5 separate regions of the Mus musculus genome follow, and regions 1, 2, 3 and 4 are each linked to region 5. A link is a loop called in an ENCODE intact Hi-C map of the cell type or tissue named here. Cell type or tissue: heart. All regions are shown on one strand. Region 1 overlaps Dlgap1 (DLG associated protein 1). Region 2 overlaps Dlgap1 (DLG associated protein 1). Region 3 overlaps Dlgap1 (DLG associated protein 1). Region 4 overlaps Dlgap1 (DLG associated protein 1). Region 5 holds the start of Gm46595 (a long non-coding RNA gene).

What was found. Peaks named below come from ENCODE experiments on the same cell type or tissue, not always from the same donor. Only the 100,000 strongest peaks of a DNase experiment are listed, where the experiment ranks them.
Region 1: it touches region 5 in a loop (3-fold over the local background); 14 of 42 quality-filtered maps call a loop at or near these places.
Region 2: it touches region 5 in a loop (6-fold over the local background); 17 of 42 quality-filtered maps call a loop at or near these places.
Region 3: a loop joins it to region 5, with 8 times the contacts of the local background. A loop is called at or near these places in 22 of 42 quality-filtered maps.
Region 4: a loop joins it to region 5, with 7 times the contacts of the local background. A loop is called at or near these places in 16 of 42 quality-filtered maps.

Annotation. Positions count from the first base shown.
Region 1 is chr17:70,718,520-70,723,519 of GRCm38, forward strand. All of the region lies in intron 6 of Dlgap1 (DLG associated protein 1), which reads left to right. Among named protein-coding and RNA genes, the nearest start is that of Gm36746, 3.3 kb to the left of the region's middle. In heart, a CTCF peak has its summit at 2,355; DNase peaks (open chromatin) are centred at 1,542 and 2,372.
Region 2 is chr17:70,736,251-70,741,250 of GRCm38, forward strand. All of the region lies in intron 6 of Dlgap1 (DLG associated protein 1), which reads left to right. Among named protein-coding and RNA genes, the nearest start is that of Gm36746, 21 kb to the left of the region's middle. In heart, CTCF peaks have their summits at 1,334 and 2,144 (motif pointing right); DNase peaks (open chromatin) are centred at 1,451, 2,051, 2,411 and 3,351; H3K4me3 peaks cover 1,489 bases; H3K27ac peaks cover 2,123 bases.
Region 3 is chr17:70,752,977-70,757,976 of GRCm38, forward strand. All of the region lies in intron 6 of Dlgap1 (DLG associated protein 1), which reads left to right. Among named protein-coding and RNA genes, the nearest start is that of Gm36746, 38 kb to the left of the region's middle. In heart, a CTCF peak has its summit at 2,152; DNase peaks (open chromatin) are centred at 985, 2,325 and 2,895; H3K4me3 peaks cover 1,507 bases; H3K27ac peaks cover 2,062 bases; H3K27me3 peaks cover 580 bases.
Region 4 is chr17:70,704,425-70,709,424 of GRCm38, forward strand. All of the region lies in intron 5 of Dlgap1 (DLG associated protein 1), which reads left to right. The region is part of intron 1 of Gm36746 (a long non-coding RNA gene); the gene reads right to left. Among named protein-coding and RNA genes, the nearest start is that of Gm36746, 11 kb to the right of the region's middle. In heart, a CTCF peak has its summit at 2,745 (motif pointing right); a DNase peak (open chromatin) is centred at 2,757; H3K4me3 peaks cover 1,183 bases; H3K27me3 peaks cover 663 bases.
Region 5 is chr17:70,966,389-70,971,388 of GRCm38, forward strand. Gm46595 (a long non-coding RNA gene) reads right to left here and starts at 3,133. Exons shown (of 3, transcript XR_001782184.2): 1 at 2,915-3,133; 2 at 1,345-1,480. Gm41611 (predicted gene, 41611) reads left to right here and starts at 1,490. Exons shown (of 2, transcript NR_168105.1): 1 at 1,490-1,555; 2 at 2,533-5,000. In heart, CTCF peaks have their summits at 1,068 and 2,461; no DNase peak of the experiment used is centred here; H3K27me3 peaks cover 1,049 bases.

The DNA of each region.
Region 1 (5,000 bases), 250 kb before region 5:
TATGTGGATGTGAAGGCCTGTGGGGAGCCTGTGACCCTAACTTTGAACAAGGCCACTCCAGTAGAGCCTTGCTCCTCTGTGCCCACACAGTGAGCCTGTTTCCCTGGGAAGCTTGTGGGCATGCAGAATTCTTTAGGCTCCCAGGCTAGCAAGAATACTTGTCCATCAAACAGCAAGTTCTTGGGTCCTCTGTCTACCACAACATGCTATGGCGAAGGCCTAGCATGGCAGTGCATGCCTGTAATCCTAGTGTGGGAAGTGGAGACAGAGGATCCATAGAAAATAAGAAAACAGTTTGGTCTACATGAGACTTCGTATCATAGAAAATTGGAAAACAGTTTAGTCTACATGAGACTTTGAATCAAAGGAAGAAAGGAAGAGAGAGAGAGAGAGAGAGAGAGAGAGAGAGAGAAAGAAAAGGATTTTGTGGAGGCCAACCTTGTGTTGTCTAGTTAATGAGTAATGATTTCCTTCTGTTAAATAAGGCCCTGAGCCCCCTTCTCTGGCACCAAGACAAAACAATTAATAGATAAAACAAAGAAAATACAAAATCAATGACCCACAGCACATTTTGCTGAGGAATGCCCAGGAACTCTACAAAATAGCTCATCACTTCCCCTTAACCCAGCACTCAGAAGGCTGAGGTGGGAGAATCATGAGGTTGAGGCCAGCCTGGGCTACATAACAAGTTCCTGGTCAGCCCAAGTGTGACAGTGAGGCCTTGTAAGACCCTGAAACCCAACGATAACAGAATATTCCTCATTACCTGAAGTGATGGTCATTAATTGGTATTTTTTTTTAAATGATGCTCTTCCCCTCTTAGAGTCTTTCTAGTCCATACATACAGTCTATGGCACTTCCTTTGTGGGTCTCGTGTTTGTTTGGGGGTGTTTCCTGTTTGTTGGGGGTGTGCCTGCCATGCCCAGAAGATGCCTTCATCCTCTCGGGGGAGGCTGTTTAGAGGGAGTGGTGGGTTCCAGGTGAGTTTTACAGCTTGCAGGGATAAGGAGGGGAAGCCTGGAGCTGGGGAGGGGCTTGAAAGGAAGAGACAGGCTGGAGCCAAGCATTCAGAGGGACAGAGGCTGAGAGTTAGGAGACTCAAAAGGAACTTAGGAACTCATTCATGAGACCAAGAAATCCAGGTGGAAGGCTCCTGGGTTTAGTGCCCCACACACACACACTGCCTCCAAACCAAATCCCAAAGCTGGTGAGGCAGTGTTCTGACACTGACAGCAGAAAGAATGCTGATATACTAAAGGAAGGAAACATGGAGGACTGGAATGTAGCTCAGTGGCAGGGTGTGTGCTTAGTATGTGCAGGGTCCTACACACAGGCACACTCACACACACACAGACACATTCACACATGCACACACGCGCACACACACTCACACCCATGCACGCACTATACCATCAAAACAAATGAACAGGAAGAGTTCAGATAATGTGCTCCGAAGTAGAGAGAGAGAGTGACGTGAGCAAAATTAGTCGAAGCCCAAAGGAGAGCACATGTTTCAGGCCTCGGCACAGTCTCATCAGAGGAGAAGTTTACAGAAAGCCTCTTGGATCCGTTTCACGCTCATCTAAGCACATGAGTCAGAGCTGGACAGTGACTCAGGGGATAAGCGTGCTTGCTCTGTAACCACAAAGACCTGAATCTGAACCCTAGCACTCACATAACAGTCTGGACACAGCTACACATGCTTGTAGCCCCAGCACTGGGGTTTCGGGAGTGGGGGAGCAGGTCAGAATGCCAGTGGCCTAGCCAGAACTGTGGGGCTCCCCTTTCAGTGAGAGACCCTGACTCAAAGCTGTAAGGCAGAGATGATAGAGGAAGACACCAACATCATGTTCTGGTCTCTTACACACACACACGCACACACGCACACACATACAAGCACACACACACACAAGGTTTGCACACCTGAACACTCAACACACACAAATACCACATGCAGAGACACACATTAAAAAGAAGTAATAATTATACAGTAGAAATGGCAGTTTAGGCTTGGAGTTTCAGTTAACCATTCCCAATAGCAGCTGAGAGTTAGTCCCTTTAAGCCATCGTAGCATTACAAAAGAACTGGAAACTTGGTCTGTACATCATCCATGTGCCTTAAGCACAATATTCCACTCACACCAAAAGGATAGAACACTATTCTCCTAGAGGTTGTGAGTGGATAGCATGCCCTTTCTCAGCCCCTCCGACAGAGTTATATTCAGAGAGAGATAAAAATGGGAGGAAAGTGGGGGGGGTGGGGGGCAGGCAGAATGGATGTCCAGAGCACATCTGGGCAGCTGTTGCCTTCCTCCCAGAACCCCTGGGGTCACAGGAAGTTCTCATAGAGGCTTCGGGCGCTAGAGGTCAGGCTTCCACTGCTGCTTGGGCGTCTCATTGGCTGAGAGCTGTAAAAGCTTGCAGGCTCAGAGCATGCTGTGTCGTAGCTGTGTTCAAATCCGTGGGGGGAAGGGGGGCAGTCTGGGGCGGGGGTGTGTGTTCAATGCATGCATCTCAGTGCATCTAGAATGTGAGGCTCTTATGAGCATGCTTGGTGGAATGTGTGTCAGATTACAATCTCTTGCTGGGCGATGAAACATCGAAGGTTCAACTGTTGAGTTAATTACCAAACTTGACTAGTCTGTCTATGGAATGCATTTGGGGCAGCTTCTTAGAGCTTCTCCAAGTCGTGTCCGGGAATATGCATGCCGACAGAAGAGCCCTGTTGTCAAAAATGAAATGTCTTCCCTTTTCTTTAAAAATGAGTCGTCCGACTTGTCCTAGAACTCTGAGACTAGCGTTAAATTCTAGGTAGGTTCTCTTTTTCTTTGCTTTTTAAGGAAAAACATTTGGGAGGAGCTGGGTGTGGCACTGATTGGTAGATGGCTTACTTAGAGGGCATGGGGTCCCCGGGTTCAATTCTCATCACCAAAAAAAAAGGGGGGGGGCGCATGACTTTGAAAGCCATCAAAGAAAAATCTACAGAGGTTCCTCTTGCTTTTTCCTGCCAAGAATTTTGCCATATAAGTTTAGCGCTTTCCATTTTCTAAAATGCTGTGTCTCCTTCAGCATTTTGTAGCTTCCCATAAGCACGAAGGGGAGCAAGTCAAATGTTCTTTGGAATATATATATATATATATATATATATATATATATATATATATATATATATATATATATACACACACAGGAACACCCACTTTATTTTGTGATGAAGAAAGGCGTTTGGACAGAAAGAAAAACAAAGAATCTTTAACTGAAGTATTTTTATCATTATCACTGATTGATTTCTTGCCTTTAGTTTTAGATGGATAGTTCCAAACTCAGGTCTGGGGAGTTTGGAATGGTGGAGCACTTGCGTACCACATACAAGACCCCTGGGTTCAATCTCAACACAGGGAGAAGAGGGAGGCAGCGCCAGGGCACTGGGAAGCTTAGCACATAGATGCACTTCTTGCCAAGCCTGGTGCTGAGCTCAGACCCTGGGGCCTACCTGGTATATGGAGAAAACTGCCACCAGCAAGCTCCTCTGACCCTACATGGACGTGGAGTGATCTCTCTTTAAGATTAAAAGAAAAGGGAGTGGCTAGTTTCAAACTCAAGAAAATTGGGGTAGGAGAGAAAAACCCAGAATCAACACCTAAAGTTGGGGCAATGATATGGGAAGAAAAAAAAATTCCCATGAAGTGTCCCAGATTAGAGTCTCCCAAATCTCACTCCGGAAAGGGAGGGTTTTTTTTTCTCTCCCAGAATTTGAGCAGACAGTGCACTTCCACACGTGGAAAGAGAAGTTGAGCCTTATCAAGGAGCAATGCCAACAAGACAGCACTGAAGCAGCCTGAGTCAGAACTGCCCTGAGAGCCCATAGGCAGCTCTGTCTTCCCAGAGGGGAAACCCAGCCCCAGCCCAGCCGCTGTGGTGCTGGGATGGGATGGTACCTTCTTAGGTTTGAATGGTGTTAGAGGATTCTGGGAAATGGCAGCCTGCTGGACAAGATGAGACAGCCATGTTGTCAGGGTGGTACAGAGTACTACTGCTGGTAACCAGGTGTGTTGCGTGGTAAGATCCCCTCAAGGGTGATTTGTTGATGGGTGCCTTTATGGTAAGGATTCCTAACACCAAATGACAGAAAATGCTTTGGAAAGCCGGGATAGAGAGAAGTTTGCGTAGGAAAAGTCCCATGACTTTAAAGCTATGAACGATGATTCAAGCTCTCTCTCCTCTTGATTGTAACTCCCACAGGGGTCCTCCAGGTGGGGTGCTCCATCCATGACTGAGGTTGTGTAAGCAGAACCTCCTCAGGGCACAGGAATATTCTCAGTATTCTCTTTCCGTTTTCCCTTTTCCCTTCATCCTAGGCATGTGATGCATACTTGTAATGCCAATTTTCAGAAGGCAGAGATAGAATTTTGCAAATTCAAGCCAAGCCTAGTCTACACAGTGGGAACCTACTCAACCAATAACAACTAATAATAACAATAATTTTTTTAATTAAATAAATATTTTTTTATCCCAACAATGGCTGGTGAGTCCATTCCCCGCCATAACAGTGGACTTTGGACTGTCATATCCAAGGTGATGCTTTCTGCAGGTGTGTGAGCTCTAAACCATCAACTGGAACAGTAAAACCAAGGCCAATTAAATAACTCCAAGCTTGACGACCTAACTTCAACCCCCAGGTCCTACAGGATAGGAGAGAACTGACCCTCCCAAAGTTACCCTCTGACTTCCACATCCATGCAGTTGTACATGTGCGCACACACACACAGACACAAATAGATGATAGATAGATAGATAGATAGATAGATAGATAGATAGATAGATAGATAGATAGATGATAGATAGATGGATAGATAGAAAGATGGATAGATAGATATAGATAGATGAATAATAGGTAGATAGATGAAAGATGATAGACTAACAAACAAACATGATAGATAGATAGATAGATAGATAGATAGATGATAAATAGATGGATAGATAGAAAGATGGATAAATAG
Region 2 (5,000 bases), 230 kb before region 5:
CATCTGTAAAGAGATTTGATGCCCTTTTCTGGAGTGTCTAAAGACAGCTACAGTGTACTCACATATAATAAATAAATAGATATTTTTTTAAAAAAAGAATATTATAGAATAGCCGGGCGTGGTGGCGCACGCCTTTAATCCCAGCACTCGGGAGGCAGAGGCAGGCGGATTTCTGAGTTCGAGGCCAGCCTGGTCTACAAAGTAAGTTCCAGGACAGCCAGGGCTATACAGAGAAACCCTGTCTCGAAAAAAACAAAAACAAAAAAAAAGTGCTTAAAGTATATGATTTCATATATGTGTATGTATATGTGTATATGTGTGTGTGTGTGTGTGTGTGTGTGTGTGTATGTGTGTGTGTATCAATTGCCAAGTCATACAAACACCTCCATGACCTAAAAATGAACATCTCCCTATAGCACTCTCTCTGCCAGTGGTCCTTTGGTTGTGACCCTCACAGAGGTCACATATCAGATGTTTATTTACATTGTGCACCATAACAATAGCAAGACTACAGTTGTGAAGTTGCAACAAAATAATTTTATAGTTGGGAGTCACTGCAACTTGAGAAACGGTATTAAAGGTTTAATTAAGCATTAAGCAGGTTGAGAACCACTGTTCTATCCCAATGCAAACCTACCTAGTGTCCCTAATAAATATTAGAAGCCTCTACCATAACGAGCTTAAAGCCAGACACTTTCTACTGCGAAGGCTTAACCAAACCTAATCGCCTGGAACACAGTTTGTCTCTGTCGGCAATGACTGACTTGGAGGCTTTGCTTCTCCGTGGAGCAGAGAGCAGATCGTTGAAGGTCGCTGTCCTGAAGAAGCTGGCGCACAGGAAGCAGTGAGCGTCACCTGGGCCAAGTGCCTCAGCTGGAACACCACTTCTTTCCACCATTCCCCAGCCACTCCACCCAACACACTCACAAGCACATACCCACCAACCAATGGTAGACACTGCAAAAGAAAACGCCACTCAGCTGCACAAGAGCAAATTGGTGGAGCATGGTAGCTCCTTGTACAATATATGTTTATACATATGTGTGTTTATATATATACATATATATGTATATTAGAGAGAGAGAGAACAGACAGGCTCAGAACACACTATATAACCATGAACTTATTTTGATCCTCCTGCTCAGCTTCTTAAATGGTGATATTACAGGCAGGAGCTATGATGCCCAGCCTGAAGAGACGTTAGTAGTCATAAATTGGATGAGCATGTGATAATGGGGTGCTGTACAACTAAGCAGCAGGGTATGGAGCTCTCTGCTCGGGAGACAGGGATGAGAACTGGGACTTCCCACAGACATTACCTCATGGTCTCAGCAGGGGGAGCAGAGGCGCTTTGCCCACACTTCACAGCCAGAGGCTCCTGGCTGGTTTTCCCTTTTGTGCTGTGAGTGGTAGGTGGAGTTTCCTTCTGTGAGCATCCCCGAGGACCATTTGTTTTGGCTTTTAGAACAGGAAGGGGGCACGGGGTGCGGGGAAAGCTACATGTGTGGGAGGGAATTTATGTTTCTTAGTAGTTGAATTCTTTTTCTCCTGAGGTAACCTGGGGTGAGGTGACCCATCTCTCCCTCTAGTTAAGGTAGTGACCCTCAATCTTCGTAAAGCGTCCACCCTTTAAAACAGTTCCTCGTGTTGCTGTGGCTCCCAACCCAAAGATTATTTCTGTTGCTACTTTGTAACTGTGAATTTGCTACTGTGATGAATCATGATGTAAACATCTGTTTTCCTACTTCTTATTCTAACCCCAAAGGGATCTCGACACACATGTTGGGAACCACTGAGTTAGAGGAATCGGAAACGTGCAGGAAAACTCCTTTATACCTGTTAGTCCCCTCTGATCTCTAACTGTGGATGAGATGACGCCTAAGGCGTAAAAGTTCTTCAGGGAAAAATGGATGGGCTTGTAGAACAGAGGAGGTAGCCCGTGAGAGGTGGATGGTGAGTATCCTGCAAAAATGGCCTTATAGCTCAGGAAATATGACGCAGCAGGATAGAACCTGCCAGGTGGGCAGAGCAGTCAACTTTGAAATCCCAGAGGCCAGCCCAGCCCTTCCGGTTTCCTGGAATGCTGTCCTTGTCACGTGGTGGTTGAGGAAAAACCCTGCAACAGCAACAGGGAAGCTGGAGTGACCCTCGTCCGCCACTAGGGGGCAGAGAAGCCGAGTGACTCGTATAAAGATACACATGCCAGGCTGAACCACCCCCCACCCCCCATCCCCACCCCGAGTCAAGGACTCACAGCCGGTATAGGCTGGCTCGCATAGCACAAGAGCCCACTGTCTCGCGGCCCAAAGCTGACGCCCTACCACTCAGACCAACAGTTGTGTGTCATGAGGAAGGTGGGACAGAGGTGACTCAGGGAAAAGCTGTTTTCCCCAACCCTGGCATTCGGTTAATCTCATTTCAAACCCTGTCACTCACCCAGAAAGACTGCTCAGCCTGCCTTACTTCCGCTGCTGGAGCCCTGGAATGTGGCAGCAGCAGCTGTCAGGGTGATGTGGAGGCCCAGCTGGGGTGGAGAGAGGAAAGGTACCACCCAAGGGTCGTCAGAGGATTGGAAGCAGTGAGGAGACCCATCCATCACTCAGTCGGGTCCAGCGCCACCCCACCTTACTGAGAAAGCTGCAGAAGGTGGAAGCCACCTCAACCCTATTTTTCTTCACGTGATAGAATGGAGACCGGGGCCTTTCGCATGCTAAGCAAGCATATAGACTGCATTGCCAGCCCTGATGTATTTTAGGTGCTGCTAATACTGAGTTTCTTCGCCGGGCGTGGTGGCGCTCCCAGCAGAGGCAGGCAAGGCCAGCCTGGTCTACAGAGTGAGTTCCAGGACAGCCAGGGCTACAAAGAGAAACCCTGTCTCAAAAAAACAAAAACAAAACAAAAAAATACTGAGTTTCTTCATGGATGTGTGAACAGAAGAGTCTCTAGGGTTGGGAGGTGTGACTCCTCCGTAGTAGAGCATTTGCCCAGCATGTGCAAGGTTTTCGGAGCTCAGCATCACAGAAAAGATAAAGGGAGGGGAAGAGAGAGAGAGAGAGGTTCCTTATGTATATGAAAGTATGCATCTATAGGGATCATGAATGCAAACAAAGCTTGGGAAATAAGGACTGATGTCAGCAGATATAAACAAGAAGACTCGTAACTGTGGCTTCTTATGTGGTGTTAGCCTTTCCTGTACACGGTCTTTGTTTAAACCTCAAGATTCCATCAGGGCAGCACCTTCAACACTGACATCGGGCAGTTGAGAGCCCATGCGCCTCTGATTACCCAGCTGACTTGATGCAGCTAGTTAGTGCCAACATTCTAATCAGTGTCTGTGTGATTCAAGCTGGGCTGGAGGAATGACCTCATGTGTGTGCTGGAAGTGAGTGTGTGGGCTGGAGAGATGGCTCAGCGGTTAAGAGCAGCACTGACTGCTCTTCCAGAGGTCCTGAGTTCAATTCCCAGAAACCACACGATGGCTCACAACCATCTGTCATGGGATCCAATGCCCTCTTCTGGGGTGTCTGAGGACAGCGACAGTGTACTCATATACATAAAATAAATAAATAATTCTTTAAAAGAAAAAGTGGGTGTGTAATATTTCCAACCAGCCAGGGAAGGGTTGCTGCAGGCAACAGGGAGAGGGAAAAGTCGAGAGTGAATGTATCCCTTCTGCCTGACCATATATAAACATACTTAATTTATATCGATGAATCTGTAGATATGATGTGTATTTATTATTAGCCTATATTTGTGCACATGTGTACTTGTGTATGTATATAGATATACAGATGGATGGATGGATAGATGGACAAGTGGGTGTAACTAAAGTAATCCAGTCACAGAAGGGGACAGATAATGTTACAGTAAAAAAAAAAAAAAAAAAAAAAAATCTTTGTAAAGGGAATAGAATCTATAGACTGCGTAATAATCCAACCTTCCAACTGGGCCAGATCCTTCACTGGGCCAAAGGAGCATCCCTAGGAAAGCAGCCTCACCTTAAACCACGCTAGAGAGAGAGGTCGAATAATTAGTCCTTTAATAAGATGCTGTGCTTTTCTCTCCAGAGTCCCCACCCCTAGGGCAGTAGCTTGCTGGCCACAGGGCTGCAGCATCTCAGGCTTATAGCTTGTAACCCTTCTGAATTATTTGGGAAATTCTACCTCTTCTCTCTCTCTCTCTCTCTCTTTGCTTTTTGGGTTTTTTTGTTTTTGTTTTTGTTTTTGTTTTTGTTTTTGTCGAGACAGGGTTTCTCTGTATAGCCCTGGCTGTCCTGGAACTCACTCTGTAGACCAAGCTGGCCTCGAACTCAGAAATCTGCCTGCCTTAGCCTCCCAAGTGCTGGGATTAAAGGCGTGCGCGACCACCGCCTGGCTGAATCCATTCTTAAATTCTTTTATTAATGAGACTAAGAACCCCCAAGTGGGGTCCCCAATTTCCCCTGTATCAACACGATATGATTCTGTGTATGTGAAGAACCTAGAGTAACCAAATGCATAGACCAGAGGAGAATAGTCATTGTCAGGGACTGAAGAGAAGAAAAATGAGGAAAGGTTCATCTACCTGTTGATTTATGCTGGGGACTGAATCCAAGGCCTCACAGACTGACTCTACTACTGAGCTACATCCTAAGCCTAAGTCGTGTTAATAGATACACAATTTTGGTTTTCCAATGAAGAAAGTTCTGGAAAGAGATAGTGATGGATGAACGACAGTGTAGATGTACTTAAGACATAACTGACCTGCACAATTCCAAATGGCTAATGTTGTAAGCCTCATGTTATGTATAGCGTTTTTTTTTTTTAAAAAAAGATACTGGAAGATAACCTTGTAATAAAAGAAATATACACCGGGCAGTGGTGGCACACGCCTTTAATCCCAGCACTCGGGAGGCAGAGGCAGGCGGATTTCTGAGTTCGAGGCCAGCCTGGTCTACAGAGTGAGTTCCAGGACAGCCACAGCTATACAGAGAAACCCTGTCTCAAAAAACAAAATAAACA
Region 3 (5,000 bases), 210 kb before region 5:
TTGCAATCTCCCCTGCCTCAGCCTCCTGCATGGTAGGAATTATGTGGACATACACCAAGCAAATACTTGTTATACTGTCTGTATATAGAGAATAGCAAAGAAAAGTCTGTGCGTGTTCAAAAATGAGTCAATTCAAGACAGATCAGATTAGATTAAAGGCCGGTTTCTTGGGAAGCTGCTCTGGAGGTGGGGGGAGACGGGGAGGGGAGAAAGAGTCCTCATACAAAGAGGGAAAAGGAGAGGAAAGAGAGAGACCCAAACGTCAGGATTAGATAGGAAGGAGCCACTAAGGGAATGGCAGCCCAGCCCTGGACTGGAAAATTCAATGATGGGAGCAGGGTATGCCAGGTAGGGAGTGAGGGATGCTGGGAGAACCTGGAGGCCAGGTCTGCTTTGATATATATACACCTCAGTTGCTTGTCCAGGGGTTCAAAACCAAACACTTGAACTTCTGATATTCCTGAGCTACAGGTATGTGCCACCACACCCAACGGGCAGCCGGCTTTTGTCAAAACTCAGTCTGCCCTGAGGGCTTGGTAGACCAGCTGCCCAAACAGGAAGCCTTATATAATTCTGTAACCCTGACCTTGGGCCCTGAATCTCTCTCTTCTGTAAACAGTCCATTCAACTCAGGAAGGCCTGTAGGCCAGACGGGGACATATTTTGAAAAACACACAATTACAAATGCTGAAAAAGAAAAAAAGAAAAAAGAAAAAAACAAAACAATTCCCTAAGCGTAAGAGGAAGTGACTGTGTCTGAGTCAGGGGTAGAAAAAAATCCAGAAAGTCATGGAACAAATGGCAATGACATCTTCCTGGTGATGAATGTGCCAGGACGGCCGTCTGTGTGCACAGTTGACTCAATAGCACCTGTTGGCAAAGCCGGGAGATGAAGTGCTAAAGAGATCGTATTCCCATCTGGGAACAACACCCGCTGCCTGGGAAATTAGTAACCCTGAAGACCGAAATGTCCCTCCCGATTTCAACACACGGTTCCCTGGCTCTAGAAAGGCTGTGTGGTTCACACAGGCCAGCGGCCCTACCAAGCTTACTCAGACCCCCCGGCCTTAACCTTTGCCCTTACACGATGTGGGCAAAAACAACTCTAACATCTCATGGTTTCAGGCATGGGCTGGTTTTGGCTTATAGTATTATTTGATTGTCAAGCTTCGTGGAGGTCTATACTACAGGGCTCAGACCTTAACCCCTGGACCCCGCGCCTTCTGAAGAGACACCTCCAGCATTCTTCAGTGTCCTCTAATTTAGTTAATTAATGAAAGTTTCTGAGAGGACCAGGTACTTTGATCTGAACCTCTCAAGCTTCCGTGTACCGTTTCCAGATGCAGAGCCAGGAAGCGCTGGGTCCTGTGGGCTAACAGCGACTCGGGACTGGGCCTCCATTTCTGCCCAACATTGGAAAGGGGGTAGGGCAGTGTCTAAGAGGATCAGACAGCCTAAAAACACAGCCGCTGGCATTTTACTGGGTGTAGCTGCAGTCTGGGAAGCTGATCTGGCAGTGTGGAAATCTTCAGTAATCCTTATAACACAGGAACCCAGCAGGGCTGACTGGGAAAGCTTCAAAACCCAAAAGGTGTCTGTATGTGGAATATACGAGACAAACAGGGAAAATGGGAGTAATTACAGCAGGAATCACGTTTTGTTGATGCTTTTTCAAGACAAAGCCTGAGTAAGGAGTCCAGGCTGGTCTTGAACCCTGGTCTTCCCACATCGGCCTCAAAAGGAAGAAATCACAGGCCCGAGCCTCCTGCAATGTTTACCAGACCCTGTTCCCAGTATTCTCCCTCACTGATTCTGGGGAGGAGGGGGGCGTCTGAGTCCAGAGGTTTCATTCCGTGGATAATTGTCAATGTGCTTAAATAAAAGTGAAGACTCTCTACAGGTAGATCTGCTAGCGTTTACCTTTAATTTCCGCACTCAGGAGACAGAAGCAGCCTAGTCTACATAGTGAGTTCCAGGACAGCCAAGGCTAAATATCTACCATATCTCGAAAACAACAACAAAAATGGGGACATTTTGAATGGATTCCATCTCTGCACCAGAGACAGGTCGGCACACTTCCACAAAACTTACCAGCGGGAACTGCCGCGGAGTTCCGAACACGTGCATGTTGTTCCGATGTTGGCCACCAGGGCGTGCGAGAGAGCAGGACAGCCTGCAGCACTTAAGTTTGTTTTCCCAGACTTTGTCTTGGGAGGGAGGAGGTTGGGTGCGGGGGCAGTTAGGCGAGATGCAGCTGGCTCAAAAACAATCCGTTTGTTCCCTGAAATTATCCCACTCGCCTTTTAGAAGTCAAAGGTTGCCACGTTACCTGTTGCCAGGTTCCTAAGAGTGCTCGGGGGAAAATGTGGGTGAGAATGGCTCTCCTGAAGCCTGGTGGGGTTTCAAGCTTTGCCCAACACTGACGCTGACATTTGGAGGGCAGCTGCGACGGATCTGAGTCTAGTTTGGTTGCAGGTCTAATAGAGTGGCTGTGACTTACATCCTTTACAGGCATCAAGTGCCTGGGGCTTCCCCCCACCCCACCCCCTTCTTTTAATGGCACTTAGCTTTCAGATTCCTCCCCTCCCGGGATTTCTATACAGTGCACGCTCTGTGCAAACCAGCCACGCCTCCGGAATTCCAAGTTTTGTAGCAACCTTTTAGTTGGGAATATATATGTATTATGTTTTTATATATAGATATGAATCCCAAACATTGCGTCCAAGAGACAAGCCTTTCCTTTCTTCCTGCCTCTGAGAACAATGTTTTGTTTGATTAGCCCGGGCAATGGGGCTCTCCCTCGAAAAGGCGGGGGCTATCAGTTGAATAGATCTTCAAGCCAGACATGCCGAGGCTTGGGGCGTTTGTCTGGCATTAGGAAGTGTCTGGGATCCTGGTAATCACCAACTGGCGAGGGTGTGGATGACTGCAAGAGTTATTGCCGGCCCCTCCCTCCTCGGCTCGCTCAGAGCCGCTTCCCCCCCCCCCCCCATTCAGTGACAGGGAAAAGTGTTTTCCGTGGAGGATGCCTTGAGTGGAAGTCATTCTCACACAGGCACCTCCCAGGAGCCAGAATGCATACTAACTACTGTGGGGTGCACTGTACCTCCCAGAGGTGGGCTGGCAAGCGAGTGCGCCTCACCAACCACCAGGATCTCTCTGGGTGGCCTGAAAAGGGGGAAGCTGTAAATATTTTTGAAATAGGGCAGTAATTTTTCCATGTGGACTCTGTTGGGCAGAGATTTTGCAAGGTTTTGTTAATTTTTTAGAACTTATATATACTTAGGTATTTTCTCTTTTTAAAATTGTTTGTTTGTTTGGTAGTTCTGAGGATTAAAGGCAGACCTTTTTGAGACTGCAGCAAGATTTCTACATAGCCCTGGCTGTCCTGGAACTTGCTATGTAGACCAGGCTGGCCTCAAACTCACAGGGATCCGCCAGCTGGAGAGATGGCTCAGAGGTCCAGAGCACTTGCAGAGGACCTGTGTTCCATTCCCAGCACTTACGTGAGGGCTTTTGACCATCCCGACACCAGCTGCACGGGATCCGGTCCACAGGCAGCAGGTATGCATGTGGTGGACAGAATACACAGGGGGGGGGGCGGGGGGGGAGGTAAAAATCATATGCATAAATTTAAATAAATCTTTTAAAGAAAGAAAGAAAATTGTCTGATCTGTGCTTGTGCGCCTTCCCAGGAAATGAGTCGTCACTACAGAATAATGTCCTTCTGTTCTGTGTATGAACAATGTGTGACTACACATCTTACAGATTTGTTTTGTTTGTTTATTTGTAATATTACACACACACACACACACACACACACACACACATACACATCATGTAGGCATCAAGCTCACAGAAATCTGCCTGCCACTCTAGTGTCAGGATTAACCACTAAGCCTGATGTTTTTGTTGTTGCTGTTGTTAATTAAAACTGCATCTATTTATTTTGTATGTGTATGGGCATATGCATGCCACGATGTGCATGTGGAAGCCAGAGGACAACTTTTGAGAGTCGGTTGTCACCTTCTGCCATGTGGGTCTCTGGGGATCGACTCAGGCTGTGAAGCTTGGCAGCTGGTGTGTTTACGATCGAGCCCTCTCTCAGACTCATGCAGGTCTTGTTCTTTTAATTTCTCTCGTTTGTTTTGTATGCACTTGTGTGATCTCATATGTGCGATCTGGTGTGCATTGGAAGATCAGAGTACCACTTGCAAGATCTGGTTCTTTCTCTCCACCACGTGGTTTTAGGGTGAACTTGATTAATAACTGCTTTTATACAAGTTCAGTCTGGTAGCAGCCTGGGACTCAAGGGGAAAACTGTAGGTTAGCAAGCTTGTGGTCCTGGGTTCAAAGATCTAATACCACAGAAACAACACCAATAAAAGTCCCTCGCAGGGCTGGTGAGATGGCTCAGTGGGTAAGAGCACCCGACTGCTCTTCCAAAGGTCCAGAGTTCAAGTCCCAGCAACCACATGGTGGCTCACAACCATCCATAATGAGATCTGACTCCCTCTTCTGGAGTGTCTGAAGACAGCTACAATGTACTTTCATATAATAAATAAATCTTTAAAAAAAAAAAAAAAAAAAAAAAAAAAAAAAAAAAGTCCCTCGCAGACACCTGCACAAACTAGCTCATACACACACTTATTCACATAATTTAAAATAAATCTTAAGTGGGGACAAAGAGACCAACAAGAAGGTGGTCCCTGCCCCTGCTCGCCTGTGTGTTCAATGACCACCTAACATCTGTCCTTAGGAGCTGACAGAGGATGACCAAAGTGGGCAGAGTCTACATGAACTTCCAGAAAGCCTTCTCCTGACCCACCCACCACCACCACCACTCCACCCCCACCCCGGAGTTCCCTGAGGCTTGCCACACCAGCACTGTCTTTCATTGAGAAAGTAGACAACTGGGCTGGAGAGATGGCTCAGAGGTTAAGAGCACAGACTGCTCTCGCAGAGGTCCTGAGTTCAATTCCTAGCAACCACATGGTGGT
Region 4 (5,000 bases), 260 kb before region 5:
CAGACATACCTGCAGGCCAAACACATAAAATTTCTCACAAAGCTCTGACAATCACGTGCTAGGTTGTGTTTGTAAAGAAGACACACCATTCTTTCTGTTTAGTTCAGAGAATGACAATTGCCCTGCAAATCCTTTGCCACAACCTGTAAGAAGGAACTCTCTCTGCAGGGTGGTGCGTATGACACTCACATGAAAGCCAGGCTGACAGGTCTCAGTGGTCAGGTTGCTGGAATGCACTGGAATTCTAAGGAAGCCAATGGGTGCTCTGTCAGCTGTGTAGAACACTTGGGAGGCAGAGACAGGCAGATCTCTATGAGTTCAAGGACAGCCTGGTCTACAGAGTGAGTTCCAGGACAGCCAGAGCTACAGAGTAAGACCCTGTCAAACAAAACAAAAACCAAAAAGAAAAGAAAAACACAAAGATAAGTGAACATTTAGGATAATGAAGGAGAGATGGTAATTTGTAACAACTGTTCAATGTATAGCTTTCTCTCTGCAGATAATGGTCCATCTTTCCTAGTTAATTCTAGGTTTTCAAAGAATAAGCTATTTGGAGAGGCTCTGCTTTTAGGCAGATGGGGGATTCAAGAAAAAAATTCTATGGTCAAATGTCTCCAGTTCTCGTTTATGCTTATGCAATATTATCACATGTCCTGTGCTTGCTCCTTCAAAGGAGCCAGTGATAGATCCTTTATCTGTGTTCTTAGTGGCCCAGCTATGGCCTGAGATGGAGCTGTGACCTGGAGAGGGGGAAGAGCAGAGCCTCCCAGGCCCAGCACACACTCAAAATGTAGTAATCTGTACCAGTGAAGGACTTCCTTGACTGGCCTCAAGGATGGCACTACCATTGGAGAAGTCTTACCATCTGAGCCATGGCTCCACCTTTGGAAATGTTGCTGTTGTTGTTACTGTGCTCGTGTGTGTGTGCGTGTGTGTGTGTGTGCGTGTGTGGTGTGTGCGTGTGTGGTGTGTGTGTGCATGCACATGCATGTGTGTGTGTGTGGTGTGTGTGTGCGCGTGTGTGTGTGTGTGTGTGTGTATGTGTGTGGGGTGTGCGTGCGTGTGTGTGTGTGTGTGTATGTGTGTGTGTGTGGTGTGTGTGTGCATGCACATGCGTGTGTGTGTGTGGTGTGTGTGTGTGGTGTGTGTGTGCATGCACATGTGTGTGTGTGTGTGTGAATGTGTGTGTGCACTCAAGCACTTATACCACAGCACGCATGTGGAGGTCAAAGGACAACAGTTCTCTCCACTGTTGATCCTGGGACTCAAAACCCTCAGGTTCGGCAGCACACGCCTTTGCCTGTCGGGTCATCTGCATCCGAGGATTTAACAATACCTTATAGAATGGATTGAGCCTTGACCTTCAACAATTCGGGTTTGTTTTGTTTTTCCACGCTGAGGATGGGACCCAGGGCTTTGCACATAGCAGGGAAGAACTCTAGCACTCACCTACAACCCCAACCCAATTCTGAATATCTTTAACCTCTGCTGGTAGAAAATCCATATGGTTCTCTTCACTAGTCAATGCCTGTGGAGTATGAAGCCTTTACGAGGCCCCGGGATGCATCTACCCCTAGCATCCACCTCATTTTGACAGCTGAGGAAAAAGACACAAAAAGATCAAGTGATTTTTTTTTTCCCAAAGTCACAAGGATAGCAGACAATATTGGTACCTGTTGGCTCAGTATGACTCTAAAATGTAAACCCTTGACAGTCAGGAGTCGTGCCTTCTGCCATGATGCTGTTTAATAAATCAATGTGTAATATGAGCAGGGAGGGCACAGTGACCAGATGTCTGTGATCCCGGGACATGAACAGCAGATGCAGAGGATCAGGAGTTCAGGGTCAGCCTTGGTTAGACCTGGAGGCCAGGCTAGGCTACCTGAGAGCCTGTTGTTGTTAAAAAAGAAAAAAATCTAAAAGCAAGCATAGCTGTGTTCAGAACAAAATACTGACTGGGAGAAGGTTCTGTCAGTAAGATGCTGACCTCAAATTCAATTCCCAGAACCCATGTAAATATCAGGCTACAAGGGAAGGTGCCAGGAGACACCCCACACACACAAACGTGCATTCACACACCTGTGTGTACACACACATACACACACACACACACACACACACACACACACACACACACACACATGAACACACTTCTCTTTCCCACCCAGAAGTTGACTTCTTGCCTTGGGTAGGGTTGCTGTATTGATCAAGCCCTGATGCTTTCGCCCCGTGTGGACGGTACGCAACTGTTTATTACTGGACACGTTTTTACTGAACAGAAGCCTCATCCCAGCGGCTGCAGATGCAGTTCAGGAATATTCCATGCCCTTGCCTTCCCATACAGTCGGAGAAGCTTGACAGCAGAGAGGCATCCAACACCTATCACGAAGCAATCGCTGAAGAGAAGTCAGGAAAGGTTTTCTAGCCCGGGCCACTTTTGAGTTGACTGAAAAGAAGCAGGGTGCAGTAACCACACGACCACCAATATTAAAAACCAGCAGATTCAAATCTGACTTATTTCTTTTCGAAGCTTCTGGAACATTCAGAAGGCCAGGCACAGAGTGGGGAAGGAGGAACTTTAATTCCGAAGTTCCCTCCCAGGTCTGGCTTAGGGTTTAAAACTGCCTTTCAATCCTGTACTGCCAAACTTCTCCATGTGCGGAAAACTGGAAGCTCCGCCTTTCATGGATGTGATTGACGGCTCTGGCTTCCTGGGCAAAGACGTAGTAACAGCACATGGACGCCAGGGGGCAATACGGTCCCGCCGAGGACTTGGGAACCTGAAGCATTTGTGACATCTCTGTACCTAAAAGGAATCCTTTAGAGTACCACGAAGGAACAAGAGCACTCTAAATGCACTTTCACCGGAATAGCCCGTCGGCACCGGTGCTGAGCTGCCATCTCTGCATAGTTTGTTGACTTTGCTTAATGCAGCTGCCGGATCTTTTCTGCCCTCTTGCCTAGTAAGTCCTTGAGCCCCAGCCAGCCCCAGCCAGGTCGTTCAAGGTGCTACCCGAGATCAGGTCCTCTGCCTGCATACAGAGTCAGCTTCCATGCCCCTGCGGCCCAGCCACTGCAGCGTTTCAGGTCATTCCAGTCCCAGGCATCATTTTGTTTCCAGTTCGCAGCTGCCAGGTGTCTGCCCTCACTTAACCCGCAAGGATGAAAGATCAAAGGTGTGCCTGCATCTGCCTTCTGTCCCTGCGCTTTCAAATGGTACACATTCAAAAGATATAAATGCGGTATTGTGCACCCTGGAGGGAGTGGTGGGGCAAGGATCAGAGGTGGCACCGGGCACCGGTTCAGAACACGTGGCTATTAGAAAATGAGGAGAGCAATCTCTGCAGCTCCGAAGCTCTGACCTGGTGAAGCGTGTTCAACTTAAAAGACAAAGACTTTTTTTTGCGAGTGGATGGACTCCCCCTATCTCCAACTACAGACATCGGGTCCACAGAACCAGGTGGCGAGTGTGACTCAGTGGTAGACCGCCTGCCTATGGGAACTGAGCAAGCAGGAAAAATAAATGAATCTCACGGTGTTAAAGCATCCACAAGGCTAGCCCAGTGTGCTCGTGCCTGTTGGAGACAGACACTAGCAGATCTGAGTTCCTGGCCAGTCAGGACTACTTAGTGAAACCTTGCCTTTGAAAAAGAAAGAAAGGGGGAGAGGAAAGAAACAGAAGGAGGGAGGGAAGGAGGGAGGGAGGGAGGGAGGGAGGGAGGGAGGGAGGGAGGGAGGGAGGACCCACAAAGCTTGGTTAACGCTTGGAATATTGGAAAGCGGGATGCTATGAATCTGGACCCCAAGTCCCTTGGGCAATCTTTAGCCCCTTAACAGTCATTCATTGCCCACCCATGTTTGACCTTGTAACACCCTTGTGACTATTCAGGTAAATCCTTCTGGAATGTTCTAACAGGCTACACGCTTCCTCCAACCCAGAGGCTAAGAATGCCATCAGATTGCACCTAAGATCGGAGTTATCCCCCTCAGCAGTCATACCTAATAGTCTCACCAATATATTTTTTAAATGTCTTGATTTATGACTTTGTTCTGTAACTATAAAAACTTCATCAAGCTGGGCAGTGGTAGCACATGCCTTTAACCCCAGCACTTGGGAGGCAGAGGCAGGTGGATTTCTGAGTTTGAGGCCAGCCTGGTCTACAGAGTGAGTTCCAGGACAGCCAGGGCTACACAGAGAAACCCTATCTCGAAAAATAAGAAAAAAAACAAAAACAACTTCATCAAACTGTTAGCACATTGGAGAGAGGCATCTACCATGGCCATTCATAGCTGGCTCCAGAATAAACTCTCATTCCCTTTGAGGTGAGAGCTGTGTTTTTGTGTCAAGGCTCTGGATTCCACGCCCTACACAGTTGTGTGTGTGTGTGTGTGTGTGTGTGTGTGTGTGTACAGATGTATTTGTACAAGTGTGTCTGTGTGTATGCACATGTGTTTGTGTATGTGTACTGATGTGTGTGTGTGCCTGTGTGTATATATGCATGTGTGTGTTTGTGTGTGTGGATGGATATGTATATTTGTATGTGTGGATGGATGTATATGTACATGTGTGTATGAATGTTGTGTACGTGTGTGCGTATATGTGTATGGATGTGTGTATACGTGTGTGTACAAATGTGTATATGTGTGTATGGATGCATCTGTGTGTATGTGTGTGTGTACAGGTGTGGGTGTGTGTACAGGTTCTGTGTGTGTGTGTATGTGTGTGGTATAGAGGAGTGAGAGGTATAAAGGAAGACACTTTGAAATTATAGAATGGAAGTTATAAAGACATCGATGAAGACATTTGCTTATGTAACTAATAGAAACAGTGACAAGAGATGCAGGAAAACTGTAGAGAGCCACTTTCCAAGGGAGCCACATTTCCCGTACCTATGGGAACAATAAGTCGAGGTGCATCCCCAAGAGGAAGTGAACAAAACTCTGAGCACAGTTACTGTGGGAAGTGGCAGCTTTGCCCGGCCCTGAGATTGCAGCTTCCT
Region 5 (5,000 bases):
AGTTTTCTAAGATTGCTGTTTATCCAGGCAAAAGCAGGCACTGTTTCTCACTGCCTCTGTGTTTGGAAGTTCTTGTCTTTATTACATTAAAGGTTCAGGTTCTGTCATGGTTTTCAGATTGTAAATGCCCCCCCCACCCCCCCACAGGCCCTTGTGCTGAGAGCTTAATTCTCAACAGGTGGGGGCTGTTCTGGAAGGTTCTGAAAACTTTAGAATATAGTATCTCCTAGCTGAAGTAATATGTCACAGTATGGATTTGAAAATGATACTGGGTCCCCAGTCCCTCCTTAGAGCTCTGTGATTCCTATCCACAGTGAGATGGATATTTTTCTCCACATGTGGTATTGGACCAAGCAACCACAGTGGCAGCTCCCTGAAACTGTGACCATAAACATATTCTTTCTCCTTTGAGCTGTTCTCTCAGAAATTTTGGTTATAGTTGCACAAAAAGAATTAACATAGACCCCGGCAGGGAGGTGGTGGCACGTGCCATTACTCTCAGCACTTTGGAGGTAGAGGCAGGCAGATCTTTGTGAGTTTGAGGTCTACAGAGTGAGTTCCAGGACAGCCAGGGTTACACAGTGAAACCTTGTCTTGAAGGCAAACAAAAAGAAACAAGACAAAAAAAAAAAAAAAAAAAAAAAAAAAGAATTAACATAGGCTCAAACGTTGTGAAAATACTTTTTTTTTTGCAACTCAAATATGAAACTTAAGGACAATTTCTTCTTCTTCATCATCATCATTATCATCATCATCATCATCATCATCATCAATCAGCAAGCCAATCCCACCTCCTGATAGACTGAGAAAACAGAGAGCACAGAGGCCAAGGGACCAAGGGAGAGCAGGGGCACTAGGGTCATTGTCTTCTCAGCTGAGAAGTGGGCGTGGCTTTCCCCAAAATGCCTTTCAGCGAGTAGACCCCCGCTCCCAACGATGACCGAAGAATATCAGACATTTCCAAAATTGTGACTATGCTGGAAATTTGATCTATGGCTTTACTTAGTTACATTCTGGTCCAGTTCTTAGTGTTGCCGAGGTAACTGACCAGCACAGCGGCCAACAAAGGGACTGCAGAGGAAATAGGTGTCATTCTCCAGAAAGCAGATTTTAAAAAGTAGCTTTGACAGCCTCCTGGGGGTGTTACACGTTATAGCTCAATAACAGCTGTCGTTCACACTGATGGATCAGGGCAACTGACACTAGACTGCACTGTCTCTCTCTCTCTCTCTCTCTCTCTCTCTCTCTCTCTCTCTCTCTCTGTGTGTGTGTGTGTGTGTGTGTGTATCTCGTGCCTGCGTGCACGGAAAAAGGTTATTTGGGAATCTACAGTCTGCCCCTTACGTGAGCCGAAGTCCATTTGCACTGAGACGTTCAGAGAAGAGGCAGTGTAGGGAAGCATCCGGCTGTAATTTTCACAGTGCTAGCTACCAGAGTTCAGGAGGAAACAGACGTCATCATACTCCTTCAGAAGGAGGATCTGAAAGGCAACATTGTGCCCTGAGAACCCAAGACAGCAGACGCAGGATTGGAGGGATTGGGGGACTTCCTGAAGGTATGTCCGAGACGACTTTTCATATTTAAACATGAACATGCCTACTCATACACATTCCATAGAATATGACTGGTCCCGCCTTCCAAGCACTTTCAGGCCTTCTGCTCACTTGGTATTTTTCTGGTATTATTCTGATGGTATTTCCAGGAGATGGGGGTGGGGTGGGGTGGGGTGGGGGAGGAAATAGCAATAAAGAGAAGCTGGTTCACAAGGTATTTGTGTTGTCTTGATCTGTATAGGTTGCATGGCTTGGTAGCGTACATTATATAGAGCTATTAAATAGACGGTGCTCAAAATTTTTGAGGCAGGAAAATAAGGCATATTTACAACACAATTTCACACACGTCTACCGGCTTGTGACCTCAGCCTCCCCTTCTCTACAACAGATGTGATAGCAGCAATAATGATAAAGATTTGCTCACACGTTCACATGACCATGAGAGTGGAACTTAACGAAGTTGGGGGGGGGGGGGGGGGAGACCTGCCTGCAAGCCACAGGCGACTGGCAGACTAAGGTCAGGGGATAGTTTGAGCCTGGGGATTGCAAAGACCGCAGAGCTGGATTCTAGAACTTTCTAATCACTTAACAAATATTTATACATGAATTAATAGTGGATGAATGGAAGGAAAGGAGGGGAGGAGGAGAGGGAAGGAGAGGCAGGGAGGGAGGCCCTTGCTAAGGGTCCTTGCAAAAATCGAATTCCAGAAACTGCTCCCTAAATCTGGGATATACAGATGTATGACATTCCTGTTGGGGCTTTGCACAGAATTGTTCTATCTAAGGAACTCTTGGCAAAGTGGGGCCAGTGCTCTGAAGCCATCTTCATGCAGTAGTAGCTCTACAGCTCAAGTTTCTTAGGGAATGGTTTACAACAGTATCAGGAATAATAGTGACACCTAGTGACACTTCTAGTTATTGTCTCTAAAGAATCGCACTTGACAACTGATTTTTGTTCTTTGTTTGTTTTGCTCCACAGAGACTAAGTACAAAGGTGACAAGTGTAATTGGCGATTGTCACCATTTTTTTTTCAACCCGAGAGCTCTTTCTTCAAAACTGTCGCGTGTGGGCCAGCCTAGTCTACAGAGTGAGTTCCAGGACAGCCAGGGCTACACAGAGAAACCCTGTCTCTAAAAAACCAAAAACCAAACCAAATCAAAACAAAAACTAAACTAGCTTCATAACAAAAGAAAAAACTGCAGTCTGATAAACTTTCACATCCTCGTTCAGTTTCTGAATGGCGTTCTCATGGGATTTCTCCATACTAGGTTTTGCAGTAGTTTCTACATTCATATTTCAAGGCTTGTGCCCATACTGTAATGCATAGCACCTTTAAAATTCTCCATATTATCTTACTTACCAGTTTGGGTGTTTTGTCTGCATGTATGTCTGTTTACCATCTGCATACCGGGTGCCCAAGGAGGCCAGAAGACAGAGCTGGATCACCTAGAACCGGAGTTACAGCCGTTACGAACCTCCTCGCATGCTAGGAACCAAACCTGCTCCCTCTGCAAGAGCAACAATTGCTCTTAGCCAAGAGCCGCCTCTCCAGCCCCTGTAAGGCATAATAACAGTGACAGACTTACTTATCAGACTAAACAGTGATACATGCATGGGTCACGCTTGAGCTCGTAAACACCTCACTGCATCGCGCTCAAGAATGCTGCTGCATCGTGAAAGGCAGGCAAGCTGAGGTCTGCTCTGAAGAATGCCAGAGATCACTCTAGAAAAGATCCGAGTCAAGAAAAAGATGCTAAAGGTCCACACTGAGCCCAGGGCAGCTCTTGCCCAGGCTGTCACCTATTCCTCCCTGAGAGATTTTATCAGTACAAGATACGTTTTGTCTGTCATAGGTTTTTCTCCCTAAAGCCTTCCAAACTCCCCCCACCCTCCCTGCCCCCAACTCTCAGCCCTGCTCAGATTAAGATGACAACCACCTGGCCTCAAGTCTCCCGTGAGACTGCAGGGTAGAGCCTGCAGATAGATTTGTACAACTTCCCTCCTGTTTGTCTATTGTCAGTCTGGTCCAGTGTTCTGGCTAGTTTTATGTCAACTTGATACAAGGTGGTCATCAGGGAGGGGGGAACCTCAATTGAGAAAATACCTCCAATAAGATCAGGCTGTAGCAAGCCTGTAGGGCCTTTTCTTAATGAGTGACTGATGGAAGAGAACCCAGCCCGTTTGTGGGTGGCACCACACCTGGGTTTTTGTCCTAAATTTATACAAGCAGGCTGAGCAAGCCATGAGAAGCAGGCCAGTAAGCAGCTCCCTCCATGGCCTCTGCATCAGCTCCTGCTTCCAGGTTCCCGCACTGCTGGAGTTCAGGCCCTCACCTCTTTTGACAGTGAACTGTTACATGGCACTGTGAGCAACATAAACCCTTTCCTCCCCAAGATGCTTTTTTTGTCATAGTGTTTCATCACAATAGTAGAAACACTAAGACACCCAGTGACTCACATTGTTGAGCTTTTAAAGAGTAGAGGGATATTTCAACTTCCCTCTAACTGAGAAGCATCTTGACCAAGCCATGGGAGGCAATTATTGTAGGCTTAATGTTTTTTTGTTTGTTTTTTGTTTGTTTGTTTTTGTCAGAAAGCTTAGAAGCTAGATTCTGTCTAGTGAGGCCAAGCTGAGCAAGCAGGGTAACTTCTGTAGCTTGGTCTTCTTACCTAGAAAATGAGATAACCGGGGGCTGGAGAGATGGCTCAGGGGTTAAGAGCACTGACTGCTCTTCCGAAGGTCCTGAGTTCAATTCCCAGCAACCACATGGTGGCTCACAACCATCCGTAATGAGATCTGATGCCCTCTTCTGGAGTGTCTGAAGACAGCTGCAGTGTACTCATATATAATAAATAAATCTTAAAGAAAGAGAGAAAGAAAGAAAGAAAATGAGATAACAATGCATACATTATCCAGAACCTAGTGTCTTGAGAACAAAATGTAATGACAAAGGCTTTTGTAACTTCTGTACAAAGACAACAAATTGCTGGTGTCTTCTCAGGTCATCACTCTCCTGGGTCACATGAGTTGTGCTCAGATTGCATCCCGACGCTTACTAGCCAGCTGTGTTACCCTGAGACCCCACTCCCATGCCTCAATTCCTCTCCCAGACAAATAAAACCACGAAAAGACCAGCCTCGGAGGGCAGTAGTGTATCCAGCTTAGTACAGAGTGATACCGGAGAAGTTGGGGTCCCTCCTAGGGGCTCTCAGTTTTGTGAACAAAAGGATTTAAGAACAGATTCATAGGAGAGCTTAAGGCCAACTTCATTTAATATAAATACCCAAGAGAAGCACGCGGTAAACCCGGACGGCTGCCTGGAAGAGGCTAGAGAAGAGAAAGAGAAAAATCCCTGCTGCACGCACGAGTGAAGACTGCACGGAGATGAGCCCCAAGGAGGACACTCGGCCACAGGGGAGCTTTAGAGATAGGGCAAGGAAAGCCAA